Regions from separate parts of the Mus musculus genome. Here region 2 is linked to region 1. A link is a loop called in an ENCODE intact Hi-C map of the cell type or tissue named here. Cell type or tissue: heart. All regions are shown on one strand.

Region 1 (8,000 bases):
AAGTCCTGGAGGGGCTGGCCTTGCAGATAGGCCTTCTTTTCTTTGGCTCACTCTTTCCTGACCTACACACCCCTTGGAGCTCTCCAGATTCATCTCTATGGGAGTGAATATGGGAGTTCTTGTCAAAGTGCCTTGACTTGGAGATGTCCGGGTAGGGAAGAACAAGAGGAAGGAGTCCTGAGCCTGTGGGTTGGGAACTGTTGGGAAGAAATAGGAAGTTTGGGCATTTGGCTTTTGATTTTGCTACTTTGGAAAAGGCCGTGTCTCTATCCATCCCCGCCCCCCCCCCCCAGCTCCCACTTACCCCCAACCCTCTTCACAGAAATCTTCAATTCTTTGCAACCCTTCACAGCAAGACCCTCCAGCACCGCAAGGAAGCAATTCATCCCTTCAACATATGGAAATCAAAATAGCTGTAGTCGGGACTGGGAGGTAGCTCAGAGGTAGAGCACTTGCCTGCATTGCATGAATGACTTTGTTCAATCCCAGTACAGTAAAAAGGAAGCACAAATAACCACTACCATGTTAGTGTGCTTAAAGTGTGCTGGCAATGGGCAGACAGTCGCCTCCAGGTGCCCAGGGGTCGCTAGAGCCTTTTATGCCCTCTCTACTCATCGGATGAGACTACCATAAAGAAGTGTTCATTTCTGATTGCGTGGGTACAGTCTGTCTACATGCTGCAATGTCCCCCAAATATGTGATGGCCATTGATGGGGGGGGGTTGTGGTAAAAGCTACACTGAAGGGTGATGGGAAAGAAGAGGTAAGAGAAGAATCAAGACCTGAACTTGGTCTGTCTTCACGACCTGATGCTGCCTAAGAAGGGTCTCTGAAATAGAAGTCCAGTGACACATTGCCCTACCCATCAGGTTTATCTGGGCACATACAAAAGTATGGAAGGCTGGTAAGAATGTGAAAATTCTGAGGAATTTTGGTAAGAGTATCCCTCTTTTGGTCACTGCATCTGGGTAGTTGGGTAGTGGTTAACAATGCTGGTAATCCATCCTCTAATCAGCTAGGTAACATTTATTGAACACCTACTATGTGTCTTGATTTACCACAGCCTCCCTTTCACACCTTATCCTTTGGTGAGATGGGTACCTATACGGGTTGTCAGGTCCTGGACAGGGATAGCGGCCCAGGGGGAGAGGGGGTGAAGAGGTGAGAGCCCCTTCAGCGTCCTCACAGTGCTCAGAAGCTGCTGCAGTAGCGGCTCCAGATTTACAGCTGCCCTGGCGCTGATGCCATAAAAGCAAACGATCCTTCTCTGTACTAATTTCTGTGTAATTAGATCTCTCCTGGCATGGAAAGTGGGAAGTGGGGGCAGCCTGGAAAGGAGGGTGCCAAGGACTCCTCACAGAGTCTTTCTTGGGAGAAGGGGCTTCAGGACATAGATGACTTCACATGGGTTGGATACCTGGATCTACATGCACCATGACAGAGAAGAGAATGCCAATGATGCATACACAGAGACAAGAAAGCAGCTAAATCTTGACACGTCAACACGGCAAAGCTCAAGATGGGAACAGAGGAACCTGGGGTAGTGTACAAACATCTAGAAACCAGAAGAATATCTCCTGGCTATAGCCTGTGTGTGCACAGAAGGTATTGCAATTCCCAAAGGAGAGATAAATACAGAGCAAGGCTTGAGCAGCAAAGAATTCCTGCAGACCCACCTACATTTGCATCCACATGTACAACACACACACACACCCCTCTGCATGAGAGCATACGCACACCTCTCTTAATCAAGAGCAAAGTTTATAGGCGCTACACCTAATAGGAGCTAAACAAATGTTTGAGTGCTTCCTCTATTGCTTGCTGTTCACTCTTCCCTTAGAGGAAACTAAATGACAAATAAGGCTCTTTGCTTAAGTAAGATTTCTTTAAGGCGTTTGAAGAGGGAGCTTATGAAGAAAAAGATGAGGATTGCAAAAGAAATCAAGGCAAACATAGGGATGCTTAGAGACGGAATGTCCCCCAGACTCTTGCTTTTCCTTGGGAGGAAGAAAATCTCAGAGAAGCAGAGACTCCCATAGTTATGATTGCTGTCCCCCATTCCCATTCTGTGGTGACAAGCAAGGATGTCGGGTATGGCAGTAATGCTGTTTGGAGCAACACTTGTGCTGTGCTAAGTATTCATCATCCACTCAAGTATGCTTGTAGAGGGACCTCAGAGGGCCTCTTACCCAATCTCCCTCTGCAGCCTGAATCTCTTTCACGGTAAGCTTGCCCAGGAGTCAGACAGCCTGCTTCAATATTCCTGCTGAAGTGCAGCTCTGTACTTCATGCACAGTCTGCCCCTGTCACTGGACAGCTGTAGGGGTGAGGATATCATTCGGTAGAAGTGAAATCTGTCTTCTCTTTAATTTCAGAATATACTAATCCTAACTGCCTGTCATCTCTCCTTGAGTTATTCTAATGTTTTAAGACCGGTTCAATCTAAGCATTAATTGCCCCCCCCCACAATGGCCATAACAATTAGGTACCCATTGGAAAATCAGAGATTTTGATCTCCGCAGATGACTGTCATGTACTTATCTTAAGCCCTTGTTCTAATGGGTAATTTCTGATTAACCTGAGTAATGGAAATGTATCACAATAAAGGAAGATTTGTCATGCCTTGTTATCGCTTCATAAGGCCATCTTTCCAGATACCTGCCATAACATCGGGGTACTTCTATCCCAATAAAACATGATCATGATGTGCGTGGCTAATAAAAAGGAAAAAAAGCCATGTATTAAAATATGTTGAAAATGATTTGCACGAGTGGTGTAAATACAAACTACCATCATCACCATGGTCAACAGCATTCCCATTTATTTGCCTTTTGAAATCCCTGCCTGACCTTGACAGTGGGAGGGAGAGAGAGAGAGAGAGAGAGAGAGAGAGAGAAAGAGAACAGAGTCATAGAGATAGAGAGACAGACGGAGAATTTAGAATTTATTAAATACTTAACATTATTAGGAGCTGTGCTCAGCATGCCCCTTATATGGGGAAACTGGGTTCAAACACCACGAATCACTTGCAGGTTTTTGGGGAGGGAAATAGACAATTGGGATTATAACCCAGTCTGATTTCAAACTAGTCATCCTTTACTCTTCTTCTTATGGACCGGTTAACAGGTCTCTCACCCCTGCAGAGCCATGCTGAGTGGTTCTGTGTTATTGGCATGGAGCTGGTGGTGAGACAGGCTGGGCTCTACACTCTGAGTTCTCCAAAGAGTAGTTGGGAGTTTGAGAGCTTGAAGTTCCTTTAGGCTCAGTCTTCTATTCAGTCACATTACTGCCTTCACTTGGGGTGCCCGTACCCTGTCAAATGCAGAGCTGTACACACTGTTATATTGTACACTGATGTAGTCACAGAAAGGTGTCCTGGCTAAATGATGCCCAGCAGGTCTCAGGAAAACCCTGAGTACCTACCTGCCTCCCGGGCTCGCTGGTGCTGACGCGAAGCGCCAGCAGGGGTCGCCGGCACACCAGGAATTACTGCTTTCCAAGTCGTCTCCAGTACCAAAAGGAAGGAGGAATGTTCCTCCTTCGTTGCTCTTCACCTAAAATCTTTGGCTGACCCCTCCCCTTCCCCTCCTAGCCTGTTACAGTCTGAGATTTCTAAGGTACAGCCGAGCAGTTACCTCTCAAATCAGCACTCTGCCTTCCTGAACCCCAAATTAGATAAGGGACCAGGAACTGGGCTATTGGTGGCCAGATAGCAAAGAAGAAACCTGCAGCCCCCAACCTCCTGGCTCAGCCTTGGGTGATAATAAGGTCACTTTCCTCCTCTCAATACTTCCCCAAACCTGCCCTGGCATCACCCACTAGACATGGCCCTGACCATCTTTGTCTCTCCCGATATCCACGTAAGCATCAATCTCAATCCTCCTCAAACCTCCCAGGTCTTTAGTCTACTCATTTCTGGTGCTATCTGTGATCAGTGGTTCTAGGCGGGAAGCCACCCATTGGGGGTACAAGAAGTGGACCTGCCTTACAGAGCATAGAGGGGCCAGGTGTCTGTTTTCTGCAGGGAAGGGGTTCTGTCCAAGAAGGGCTGTTGTAGGCAGTTTTGGCTGTTTGCTGGGAGGGGTACTTCTCTGCTCTTTTCTACTCATCTCCCCTCCCTTGTTGTAGCAACAGTGCCCTTGCTCTCCCACCCCAACTCTTTGCTGATTCCCTCCCTTCAACTCTTGGAGCTCAGTGATTGGCGGCTGCCTGCTGCAGAACAGGCTAGGTTTATGGCTTTGCGGCAGCTGGGGAGAAAGCAAGGCCAGAGATAGAAAAATGGAAATCAACCAAGAAAACGGAGAACAATGACAGAGAGAGACACACAGAGAGAGAGAGAGACACAGAGAGAGAGACACAGAGAGAGAGAGAGACAGCGAGACAGAGACAGACAGAGACAGAGACAGACAGGGAGACAGACAGAGACAGAGAGACAGAAAAAAGTCCCCAAGAATATTGAAAACTAAAATGCTCGGAGGGACCCGTTGAAGCAGAGCCACTGATTTAGGCCACACAGATGGGATAGAGAGAAAAATAGCAAGAAAGATACCAATCTAGGATAGAGATATGCTGAGCTTCCAAGGCAGGCTGGGGAATTGCCAGTAGGCTGGCCCTTGTGTGTATTTAAGGTCTCCAAAGATCATTCCATGATACAGACCAGAGTAGACGATCTTGCTGTGGGTTCCACTTTCCCCCACGAGAGTGCTGCAGTTCAGTCATCTTCATGGTAGCCTCCTCCATGCACGTCTTCCTGGAGTTTTAAAGCTGCTGTAGAAATGTCCTCCTTGAGAGCAATTGGATTTAGTGTAGAAGCATCTTGTTCCATGTTCCTTGAAATGAATAGGGAAGGGCTGTGAGATTTGGAGGGATTTGGGTATTACAGTCTCCCTTGGTTGGGCATGAATAACTTGCGATGTCGTTACTCGGCCTGTCTTGGCCTCAGCCGACACACACCATGTATACCTTATAGTTACTTCTGTGATTTTGTTAAAATATAGGCTTCCTTAATGGTAGGACCCGTGTCTGCCCTTCTTTTTAGTGTCTATCAAGTCTTGTTTTTGTTCATCAAGTGAGCCAGTGAATGGCCCTGGAGAGGTTTAAACAGAGGGTGGATGACTACCAAGGAGGGATTAGTCCAAGGAATTTCTGCACTGAATGGCAAGCTGGGGATTTGTTGCAAGGAGCCTATCTATGGTTTTGAGGTTCTGTGAGTCTTTTTAAACAGAATGGAGTTTACTCTTCAGCTTTCCTTAATCCTCTCAATCTGCAGGGTGAAGGGACAAAGTGGGAAGCTGAGAATTACAAAGCACAGACTGTGAACCGAATTCCAACAAGGAGCGTTGTCCTTGTGGTATCTTCTCAGTGACTTCCAGGGAGGCTTGATCTGCATTTTCTGTCAAGGGATCAGAGCCAGGAATGTTTTACCGAGGTCAAGGGATTGGGAAATATGTCATATCTGGGTTACAGGAGTGCCTAAGAATGCAGTCTGAGAGGAGTGTGATGACACGTACCTGTAAGCCTAGTTAGTGCTTGAAAGGCCAAGGCAGGGGGATCTCAAGGTCATCTAGAGCTATAGACTGAGCTCCAGGACAGCCTGCATGTGTGTGTTCATGGGTGTGTGCACATATCTGTGTTCCTGTGTGTATGTGTGCGTGTGTGTGTTCATGCATGTGCATTCGTGTGTGTGTGTGTGTGTGTGTGTGTGTGTGTGTGGTGTATGTGTGCATGTGTGTTCATATATGTGTGTGAGTTCATGTGTGTGACAGTGTGAGTGTGTGTTCACGCATGTGCATTCTCGTGTGTGTGTGAGTGTGTGAGTGTATGCATGTACTTAGTGAGATACTTCCTCAAAATACAAAACTGTAACAAGAAAAAGAATGAAGATTTGTGCATTCCAGGCATTTGTCTTTCTGCTGGGGAGACATTGGGTGTTTGAGGGTGAATCAGAATCTGGGGAGTCTGGGCATGTCTAGGGCTCCAGGAACTAGGTCATTACTAGAACTCATTTCTACCAATTTGGGAAATTTTTCACAGTTACAGGTAGGAAGAAAAGAAAAGAGAAAAAGGGATGGAAATATAGGAAACAGGGAGGACATGTTTCCTAAATCCAGGTTTGTAAGGCCAGTTCTGATCTGTAAGCCAGGAAAACACCATTGCATGTGTATATGTATACATATACATGTGTTCATGTGTGTTGTATATGTGTGTGTTCATGCATGTATGTGCACATGAGTGCATTTATGTAGTGCGTATGTGAGTGAATATGTGTGTTCATGCATGTGCATTCATGTGTGTGTGCTGTGTGCTCATGTGTGTGAGTATGTACATGTATGTGTGCGTTGTGTGTTCATATGTGTGTGTTTGAGTGTCTTATGATACTTGGAACGGGTAAGACATCCATGCAGTTGGGCAGCCCTCCAACAGGGGTCCTTTGTATTTCCTTTATTTTGATATAGACCTCACTAAATTACTCACAATCTTCCTTCCTCAGACAGATTTCTGAGTAGCTGGGATAATCTGTGTGTGCCACCACAGTTAGCTGAAACTCACTTTTATGAATTAAGACATTTCTACTCTCACCTGAATAACAAAAGAAAAAAAGAAAAGAAAAGAAAAGAAAAGAAAAGGAAAGAAAAGTCTGGGTGACAAGAACAGGAGAACCCTGGAGACAGCACAACATAGGTGGAAGTCTGCCCTGACTGTGGGGTTGGGATTATGTGGCTCAGGGGCACGCCAAGACTGAATCTTCCAGGTTAGGATGAAGCTCAGTTGGCAAAGTACTTGTTGAACACACAAGAAACCCTGATTTTTATCTATAGTACGACACAAAACCAGGTGTGGTAATATGTGTCTGGGATCCCAGTCCTCAGGGAGGCAGAGGTAAGAGTGGTTGCAAGCATGAGGACCTGAATTTGAATTCCTAGGTCCACATAAAAGGCTATGCATGCCTGTAACTCCAACATGAATGAACACAGGCAGATCTGGAGAGCTTACTGATCATCCAGCCAGCCTCACCAAAATGGCCTATAGGTCAGTGAGAAGCAACAGGGAGACACTTGATAAAGACACCTTGCATCCTGCTCTGGAGCCTCAATACACACAAAGTGGGCACATTTGCACACATACACACACACACACACACACACACACACACACACACACACACACACAAGAAAGAGAGAAAGAAAGAAAGGAAGAAGAGAAAGTGAGAAAAGAAACAAACAAAGAACAAAAGAAAGACTGGAGTCTTGGAAATTTCATGTATTTCTCTTCCTGATAAGAAAGATGATGATAGTCTGGGGACACAGGGAAGTCTAGGCATGTCCTGGCTGTAAGGGTCCTGTTCTGTAGTGGATCTTAGGCTAGTGCTGTGTAGTAGAAACTTAACTGTGGTCATACACATCATGTAACATTTCCTAATGACCTCATTTAAGAAGCAAAGATAGTCCAGAGTAATATTTGTTTATCCACCCTAGTTATGATCCCTAGAGATGAATGACTATGGTTTGAATGTGTCCTCCCAAAATGTATCGCTTCAATCTGAATATATATAATGTTTTGAGACTCTACTTTTTGTTTTTAAGTATTAAGTCTTTGAAATCTGTTATATACTTACACACACATCCTGTCAGTGTGGAGTGGCTACAGTTCAAACATTCAGTAATGTAGTAATTGTGGCTGGTGGCTTCCCTAGTGAACAGAGCAGGACTTTAAATCATTTTAGCTTTTAGGCTTGGTGGTGCCTGAAGTCTTAACTCCTAGAGAGACTTGAGGCAGGAGTCTAAGGCCAGCCTGGCCAAACATAGCCAGACCCTATCTCAAAGAGAAAGAAAATTAGTGTGTTCCACACCCTGTTGGCAGGAGAATCTCTGATGTTGGAGTTCTAGACATTTTGATTTCTACTCCTTTGGTTTTGTTTTGTTTTGTTTTGTTTTGAGACAGGGTTTCTCTGTGTAGCCCCGTCTGTCCTGGAATTCACTATGTAGGCCTCAAACCCAGAGA
Region 2 (8,000 bases), 260 kb after region 1:
CAAGAGGCTGAATTTTAAGACCTCCTTTTCCCTCCCAGTTTTTCTTCCTAGCTTGTGGTCTGTAGGGTGGTCTCTTTCCTTATCAAGAACTGATCTCTAGAATTCAAGGAAAGGTGAGGAAGAAAAGAGGCCACAAGGCTGCCCAGAGCTGTTTTCAGGAGGTTGCTGTAAGAACGGCCCATGACAGAATTCGGCAGACAGTGCCCCCTTTTGAAACAGACCCTGTTGTCCTTGTGTGGGAGGAAAGGCCGCTGGAGTCTGTCCTAGTTCTATCGAGACCACCGAGGCGGCAACAACCCAGATTGCAGAGGTCTGCTAGCGGCCAAGCTAGCAGGGAGTAAGGCCACCAAAAATCTGCAAGTCGGTATAATGGCTATCACACGAAGCATTTAGGTGAAAGCTGGGAATCTGGAACAAAGCTGGTGAGGAACAAACAACAAATCAGTTGCCATCAGTAATGCCTGCGAGTGATGGGATTGGGGGGCCACAGATGTGTCCCTCCATCCAAATGTAAAGGATGCTGTGGGCAGAAGCCAGAGAGAGAGAGAGAGAGAGAGAGAGAGAGAGAGAGAGAGAGAGAGAGAGAGAGAGAGAGAGTTACAAACCCAGTGAAGGCTTCCAGGTGGTCTGGACCCAAAGCCAGGCAGGCAAGCCAATATCCTATCCCTAAGTATTTTTTTGCTATTCAACAACTAAGTGACCTCAAAAACCAGGGCCTTTTCTCCTTGACCCAGTTGCTGAGGGTTTTTTAAAGGTTGTTTTAAATTATTTGAAAAACCAATGCCAGAAAAAAAATATTAAACTTCATGGCTTGCTTTTGTGGAGAAGAGTATTCCTTCCTACAAGTCTTTTGCTGGATCCTAAAGCTTCCTAGACATCATGTCCTTGACACTCTCCTTTGCTTCCTTCTTTTGGCTTCAAGAAAATCAGACTGCTCTTTGTAGCTGCCTGCCTCACTTTTATGGTGGCCCATGAATAAACTTTGGTGGTCAAATTCAAGTGCTTAGGCCCACAGCTGTCTTCTCACAGGAAGCAGATACCCCCCCACCCCCACCTCTCTCCAAGGCTGTGCAAAACAGGACTTAGGGGATTGATCCCCACCCTGCCCTGAAGAGCAAGAAGAAAAAGTAAGAAAAACCTAGTGGGAAAACGGGGGAAAGCAGGAGCCAAGACCACCCTCATCTCTGCAAGAGATGGGGTACCTCTGGCCTTCTTCTTGCTGGCTTCTATGACTGTTTGGGGAGCATTTTGCCTCCAGTAAACGCAAGTTTGATGAGGTCAACGCAAACCCCATAAAAGCCCCAGTCCGTTGTTCACCACCATTATAATTAAAAACGTTGCCCCCAGCTCCTCCTATAAAAAAGACTAAAGGAAAGGGGAACTGCAACAGAATCTTCTGTTTCTGGTCCCTTCTCTACAGAAATGCCCCCAATCTAGTTATTTACCTTCAGTTATGATCTGGCCAGGACTAAAAAGCACAAGAAGCAATGCCTATCATTAAGTGCAAACATAGGGAAGCACTGGAAGTCTCTTCTACAATATTGGAGACATCCCCACTCACCCACCCACACAGAGAAGGTGACTATGGTGGAGGCAGATTTCACCGAAGTATTGTTGTAAAGTCTGAGTAAATGTGGGCAGGTAGAAAAGTTGAGGAAAAATGGATTTGGGAAGATATATTTGGAAATAAGCTAGCCATTTCTGTCTTTCCTGTCTGACTGGGGCTTTCAGTGATTCATCCTTCAACAAAGAAAATCAAATTAAATACACTTTAAAGCGGGAAAACCAATCTGAAGGCGGCCCTGAGGGTGGGGGAATGGTTTAGACTACCTTTGGTTTTGTCTAAGAGTACAGGGTTGAGTTGCTCTTTTCTAAAATGTTATGTCCTGACAGCTCCTTCTTAGGACCAAGGTTACTGCTGCTTTCTGTTTGTGCCAGTTGTTTGGGCACCATGGATCCAGCCCAGAACATTTCCATAAAGTTATATTCAGATGCCCAGATGTATGTTGTAATAGCCAAAGGGACTGGAGGTTTAAGGAGTCATTGAGTATTCCCCTATGGACACAGCGGTCCAGCAAGGAGGGTTTATAGACTTGGAGAAGGGCAGGGTTGGACTGAGATGTAGAGAAGAAATAGGAGTGAAAGAGGCTGGGGACTTCAGGCCCTACCCTGCCTACTTTTTGATTGGTATTAGAGATAGACACCTCTACCCACCTAAGCTCCCCAAATCATTAAAAAAAAAAAAACCTCTCCAAATGTAGTTCCCTTAGCATACATCCTGCCTGGACCTTATTGCCAGCCTTCTTTTCAGCCTATTAGCTGAAGCTGAGCTCCCAACCCGAAGGGCCCCAGATAGAGAAGATAGATGACTCTCACTCTAAATCTTTTTCTTTGGGGTTTGGGATTTTAAAATCCACAGTGAATGTAGCTTTCTGCACATTGATTGACAATAAAGGCAGGCATGAAATATTCACCCAGGGCCACTCTCTCATACTAAATATTTAACACAACATTAGAGAAGGTTTTTCCCAGACTTCGCCAGGCACCGGCTGGGCGGCTGGCGCACTGCTCACCACTGGTTTATGACTAATAGGAGTCCCTAGCCAGCGGCAGCACAGCAAGCTAGACAAAGTTGGGACACTGGCTCATAGCTGGGCTGCCTCACCTTTGGGAAACTTCAGATACTCTTCCTGGGAGCCTGTCCTATAAGGGAGCGCACCTTATTCTGGTCAGGAAAGTAATATAAAGGACTTCTTATGAACAAGCTCTGATTCTTCAGGTAGAGGGTTAAGAGTCCCTGAAACTTGTTGGGAAGCATCCAATATTTCCGGGGAAATCAGGCAGGAAAAGACCCTTTCTTTTACCCCCCGCCCCCCAGCTTGTCATAAGGAGGGGACCAAGACCCCGAAACGGAAAACCCTTCTCCTTCCCCCAATCCTAGGGGGGAAAAGAACAGCAGTTAAAAAAAAATACAATTACCCCCTCCCAGCCACCGCCCCCGCCCATCCCACCGCCCACCCCACCCCAACCCTCTCTCTCTCTCCTCCTTTTCTCGCTCTGTGGAATGGAGAGGAGGGGAGTGACGAGAGAAAAACGAATACAAATCTGCAATTGATTTTCATAATGTTTCTGCGGTGTTTGCAAACCAATCGCCTGAACGTCCCCGATCTTACCTAAGAGAGAACCCCTCCTACGTCTGCGAAGTGCTCCGAACTGATATATGACAATATCTACTTTGGATCACGTGCTCGGGGAGAGAGACTAAGACGGATAACGCGTCATCTCGCCTTCCCAAAATTTCCCCCCTCGCTAGATCGGGTCCAAAACCTCCAGCCGGAGGAGGCAGGAGAAGAGAACGATGTTTAACTCGGTCAACCTGGGCAACTTCTGCTCGCCTTCGCGCAAGGAGAGGGGCGCTGACTTCGGCGAACGAGGGAGCTGCACCTCCAACCTCTATCTGCCCAGTTGCACTTACTACGTGCCTGAGTTCTCCACCGTCTCTTCCTTCCTACCCCAGGCTCCCTCTCGTCAGATTTCTTATCCCTACTCAGCCCAAGTGCCCCCGGTCCGGGAGGTCTCCTACGGCCTGGAACCGTCCGGGAAGTGGCACCATCGGAACAGCTACTCGTCTTGTTATGCGGCGGCCGACGAGCTTATGCACCGGGAGTGCCTGCCTCCTTCCACAGTCACTGAGATCCTCATGAAAAATGAAGGCTCCTACGGCGGCCACCACCACCCCAGCGCCCCGCACGCGGCCCCCGCCGGCTTCTACTCCTCAGTCAACAAGAACAGCGTCTTGCCCCAAGCTTTCGACCGCTTCTTCGACAACGCCTACTGCGGTGGGGGAGATGCGCCCGCCGAGCCCCCCTGCTCCGGCAAGGGCGAGGCCAAGGGGGAGCCTGAGGCGCCCCCCGCCTCGGGACTTGCGTCCCGGGCAGAGGCCGGTGCTGAGGCCGAGGCCGAGGAGGAGAACACGAATCCCAGCTCGTCCGGTTCTTCCCACTCGGCGACCAAGGAGCCGGCCAAGGGAGCCGCCCCCAGTAGGTAGCAGCGGCCGGGAACCCGAGGGCAGCGAGGGAGGGAGCGGAGAGGGAGGGCTGGAGTAGTGGGGGGGGGCAGGGGAGCGCGGACAGCCTCGTGTTTTGGGTCAGTCTGATTTTATGTGGAGTTTTATAAGCATTCAAAGGATTTTATTATAACCTACAAAGCCCTCTCTCCCAACGACTCGACTTTTTACGATGGAGAAGGGGTGGGGAGGGAGGGAAAGGGGCTCTTTGGAAAAGCCGGGTGAGCCCCCCTCCTCCGTTATCTCCCTCGGTCTGTGAAATTTTTAAAAGTGCCACCATTGCGGGCGATATTAACTTTGATCGTGAACTTAGAGGAGCGTTTAAGAAAGGATGGGGAGTCGGACTGCTGGGGGGTTGGGAGGGAGGGGAGGGGTGGAGGGGGAAAGGGGAGGGCGAGGGACAGACTGGGAGAAATCCAGAGAAGGGGAGAGGTAAGGAACAGAAGCGACGCGGCAGAACTGGAGTCCAGGGAAGCTCTCCAAGGCCGCTCCTCTTCTTTTTAAAACGACTTTTAAAAATGTTCAAATTACGTGTTCGCGGGTCTTTGAGAAGAAACCGGGGCAAGCCGGGGTTTGGCGGTGGCAGGAGAGTGGGGAAAGAATCAGAGATTCCCTTGCTCTGCAGGGGAAGGTAGCGGTGGCTCTCCAGGGTCCGAGGCCTCTCTCTGGGTAGGCCCAGCCTGACTGTACGCAAGCCTGGGGCAGGCAAGCGGCTGGGTGTCCCAGGGCGCCAGGGCACCACAGGAGGCTCGTAGGTGTCCTGCTACCTCTACGGGCTAGTTTGCTCCCGATTCCTCACTGCTCTCTCCTGATCTCACTCCTTCGCGCCGATTCTCCGCGGTTCCCTCCGATTTCTGGAGGAAGGGATCCTGGATTTGCAGAAGCATTAGGAGGGCGGCTTGGAAAGGGCAAGGGCAGCGACCAGGAGCAGACAGAGCACCCCAGGGAAAGCACGTGGCTCAGGCAGGCTTTCCTCCACCCTCAGACCTTGTCAGCTAGGGCTCTGGCCTGAGGGGCAGGGGGAACTAGGTTCTCAGTGAACCTGGCGGTGGGATCAAGGCTTGCCCCAGCGCAGCGGATACGGAAGAGGAGCCGCCGGCCTAGAGGGAGGGCTGCCCGGCAGCGGGACTGGGAGCTGTGTAGCTGAGCTTTCAGCGACTGGGTTGGCTGGGGTCTCCCGGGGTCTCACGTGTCTCTTTCCCCTCTCCTCGCACTTGCCCTTCCCCTCCCTCCAGACGCCCCCCGCACCCGCAAGAAGCGCTGCCCTTATTCGAAATTCCAGATCCGGGAACTGGAGCGAGAGTTTTTCTTCAACGTGTACATCAACAAAGAGAAGCGGCTGCAGCTGTCCCGGATGCTGAACCTGACAGACCGACAAGTGAAAATTTGGTTTCAGAACAGGAGAATGAAAGAAAAAAAACTGAGCAGAGACCGGCTGCAGTATTTTTCAGGAAATCCACTGCTGTAACTGCAGACCTGACCCTTTGGGGTGGGAGGGAGGGAAAGAGGGAAATTTATTTTATTTTATTTTATTTTTTATTTTCTAACTCGTCTTTTTTTTTTCCGCGGGTGGAAAACTGGACTGTGGCCAGGGCTGGCCCCCCAATGCCGTTACTGGCACTTCCTTCTAGAACCTCCTTGGCCTTGGGTCTAATTCACTGTAGGGAACAGAGACCCAGCCTGGAAAAGGAGGTGAGGGAAGTGTCTGACCCGTGGTTAGTGGACCCCGTGGCGCCAGGGCCCCAAGACTGTTTATTTAAAAGAAAATACACCTTACAACAATGTCTTGCTGCTCGGATTGGGTGAGAGGAGGGGCGGTCACAGTGGGCGCCAGAGCCGAACAATCCTTGAACTCAAGTCTTCCCTAGCCCAAGTGAAAAGATCCACTGAGCCACCTTGTCTGCAAGACCTCCCAGGCTCCCCGCCCCCACCCCACCTTGCCCCAGGGTTAGGGGGCAGCTAAATGTGATCCTGCCTTGCTGTGAAATCCCTGTACGTTTGACCTGGTGTTAGGTGTGCAAAGTCCAAATCCTACCTCCGTCTGCGCCTGGCCCCGCCTGAGCCTAATTGTTCTCGCCCTAAATGTGTAGACCCCTCTTTTGAAAACTCCTACCTGGTGCATCGAATTGTCCTAACCTTTTCCCAGGCAGTGCCCCACCCCCACCCCTGCGGGTTTATTGCTAGTCTATGAAGTTCGTACCTCTTTTAAAAGAAACAGGATTGAGGTGGAAGGGGCATAGGAAGATGGGGTTGGGCACCTCCCTCTAGCTGGGGTCTGCATTTATGTAAATATTTTTCATAAGCCTCTCTACCTGGAGAGGAAGGGGGAGGCTGAGCCGGAGTGAGGTTCTAATCACCCATCTCTATCCATGTGCGTGAGTGCGTGTGTATGTGTGCAATCCCCACCCTACTCCTGTCTCAGAGGGATTGCTGTGAATTTTTTGGTGGTAAATAAAGATATTTCATTCTGTTCAATATTATGATTTTATTTGACCTTTTTATTAACCCCTCTCCTCTTAAAACCCCCTGTGCTCCCAAGACAGCAGAGGTGGTGGTGGTAGTGATAGTGGTGGTGATGGTGGTGGTGATGGTGATGGTGGTGGTGGTGGTGGTGGTGGTGATAGTGGTGGTGGTGATGGAGGAGAAAGAGGAGGAGGAGGAAAAAGAAGGGAGACAATTGGATTGGGAGAACCTGCTGCTGAAAACTGGCCTTCCCGAGGTGAGGCAGGCTAGTACGGGAGACATTAGTGCTCAGCTCCAAAGGCAGGGGCAAGAGGCAACCAAGGGTTGCTCCAGCTCTGAAGCAGAGGACATTCTATGGTTAATCCTAAACTCCCTTTTCTCACGTGCAGCTCAAGCTGCATCCAAATGCCCAGCAAACGCTTCCTGTTTAAGTACACGTTTGTTGGGGAGTTAATTGTAACCATCATCAAATTTAAATTTATAGGAATTTTCTTGGCTCCACTACCCTCCTGCCAGATGTCTCCCTCTGTTGCAGTCAATTATGTAGAACTGAGGGTAGGATTCTCTTTCTCTCTCTCCTCTCCTCTTCTCTCCTCTCCTCTCAGGTGTATTAGAATTTTAATATACAATTTTAAAGAAAGGGGAGAAGAGGCCAAAGCAGCCCCTCTCCTGTCTTCTTCACAGCCACTAGAGGTGGGAAAATGGGGCCCATCCCCTTTCCCTTTGGCCCAAATGGTCAGGCTCCTCCAGACAGAACTAGACACCTAGGCTGGGGCCACCCTAACTTTTATATGTTAGCTGTCCCAGAATAAAAAGCTTCAGAGATGCGATTTTTAGGGATTAGCAAAGAGGGCACCATGGAAGGGGTGACCTAAGGGACAGTCTTCATGCCAGCCTGTATTTGTTGCATGTGTTTCTTCAGTTGAAAGTTAACTAATCCTTTCAGTTCTTTCAATAAGAACACTCATCTATCTTTTTTTTTTTCTAATTTGTTATTTGGGGTAAGGGGTTTAGGACAAATTCTCTCATTTCCCTTCTGTCTTTCTGACCTTATGGAATTCCAAGATAATGTTTTCATCCATGCTTGTTGAATGAAGGGGAAAAGTACCCTGGGTTTCAAGTACAGATAATACTCTCTGTTTTGATGGCAGAGATTCCTGAATCTCTAATTTGTAATTGTGTGGCACGTTGAGATTTGCCAACTTGGGAGTATTGTGACTCAAAAGCTTTTGCATACTCACAAACATTTTAATATTCAAGGTGTCATCCTTCTGTGTGCTCATGAGGAGGAATATAGTTTGTGTACATTTGTCTGCATGGAACAAATGTGACGTGATGTGCCCACTTATGTCCTTCGTCTCTGGTGTCTGAACAGTCAGTATTTAATGAATGTAAACAGGAATTCAACTGAGGGTTTTCTGTGTATTTGTGTATGGGGGCATTTCTTGAGATGGGATATTTATCTACTATA

Evidence for each region. Peaks named below come from ENCODE experiments on the same cell type or tissue, not always from the same donor. Only the 100,000 strongest peaks of a DNase experiment are listed, where the experiment ranks them.
Region 2: a loop joins it to region 1, with 2.4 times the contacts of the local background. A loop is called at or near these places in 3 of 42 quality-filtered maps.

What each region holds. Positions count from the first base shown.
Region 1 is chr15:102,694,928-102,702,927 of GRCm38, forward strand. No RefSeq gene overlaps it. Among named protein-coding and RNA genes, the nearest start is that of Calcoco1, 23 kb to the right of the region's middle. In heart, a CTCF peak has its summit at 3,465 (motif pointing right); a DNase peak (open chromatin) is centred at 3,494; H3K27me3 peaks cover 5,112 bases.
Region 2 is chr15:102,951,168-102,959,167 of GRCm38, forward strand. Hoxc11 (homeobox C11) reads left to right here and starts at 3,359. Exons shown (of 2, transcript NM_001024842.1): 1 at 3,359-4,040; 2 at 5,302-5,534. The coding sequence starts at 3,359. The coding sequence ends at 5,534. RefSeq lists an enhancer at 7,724-8,000. In heart, no CTCF peak of the experiment used is centred here; no DNase peak of the experiment used is centred here; H3K4me3 peaks cover 657 bases; H3K27me3 peaks cover 7,899 bases.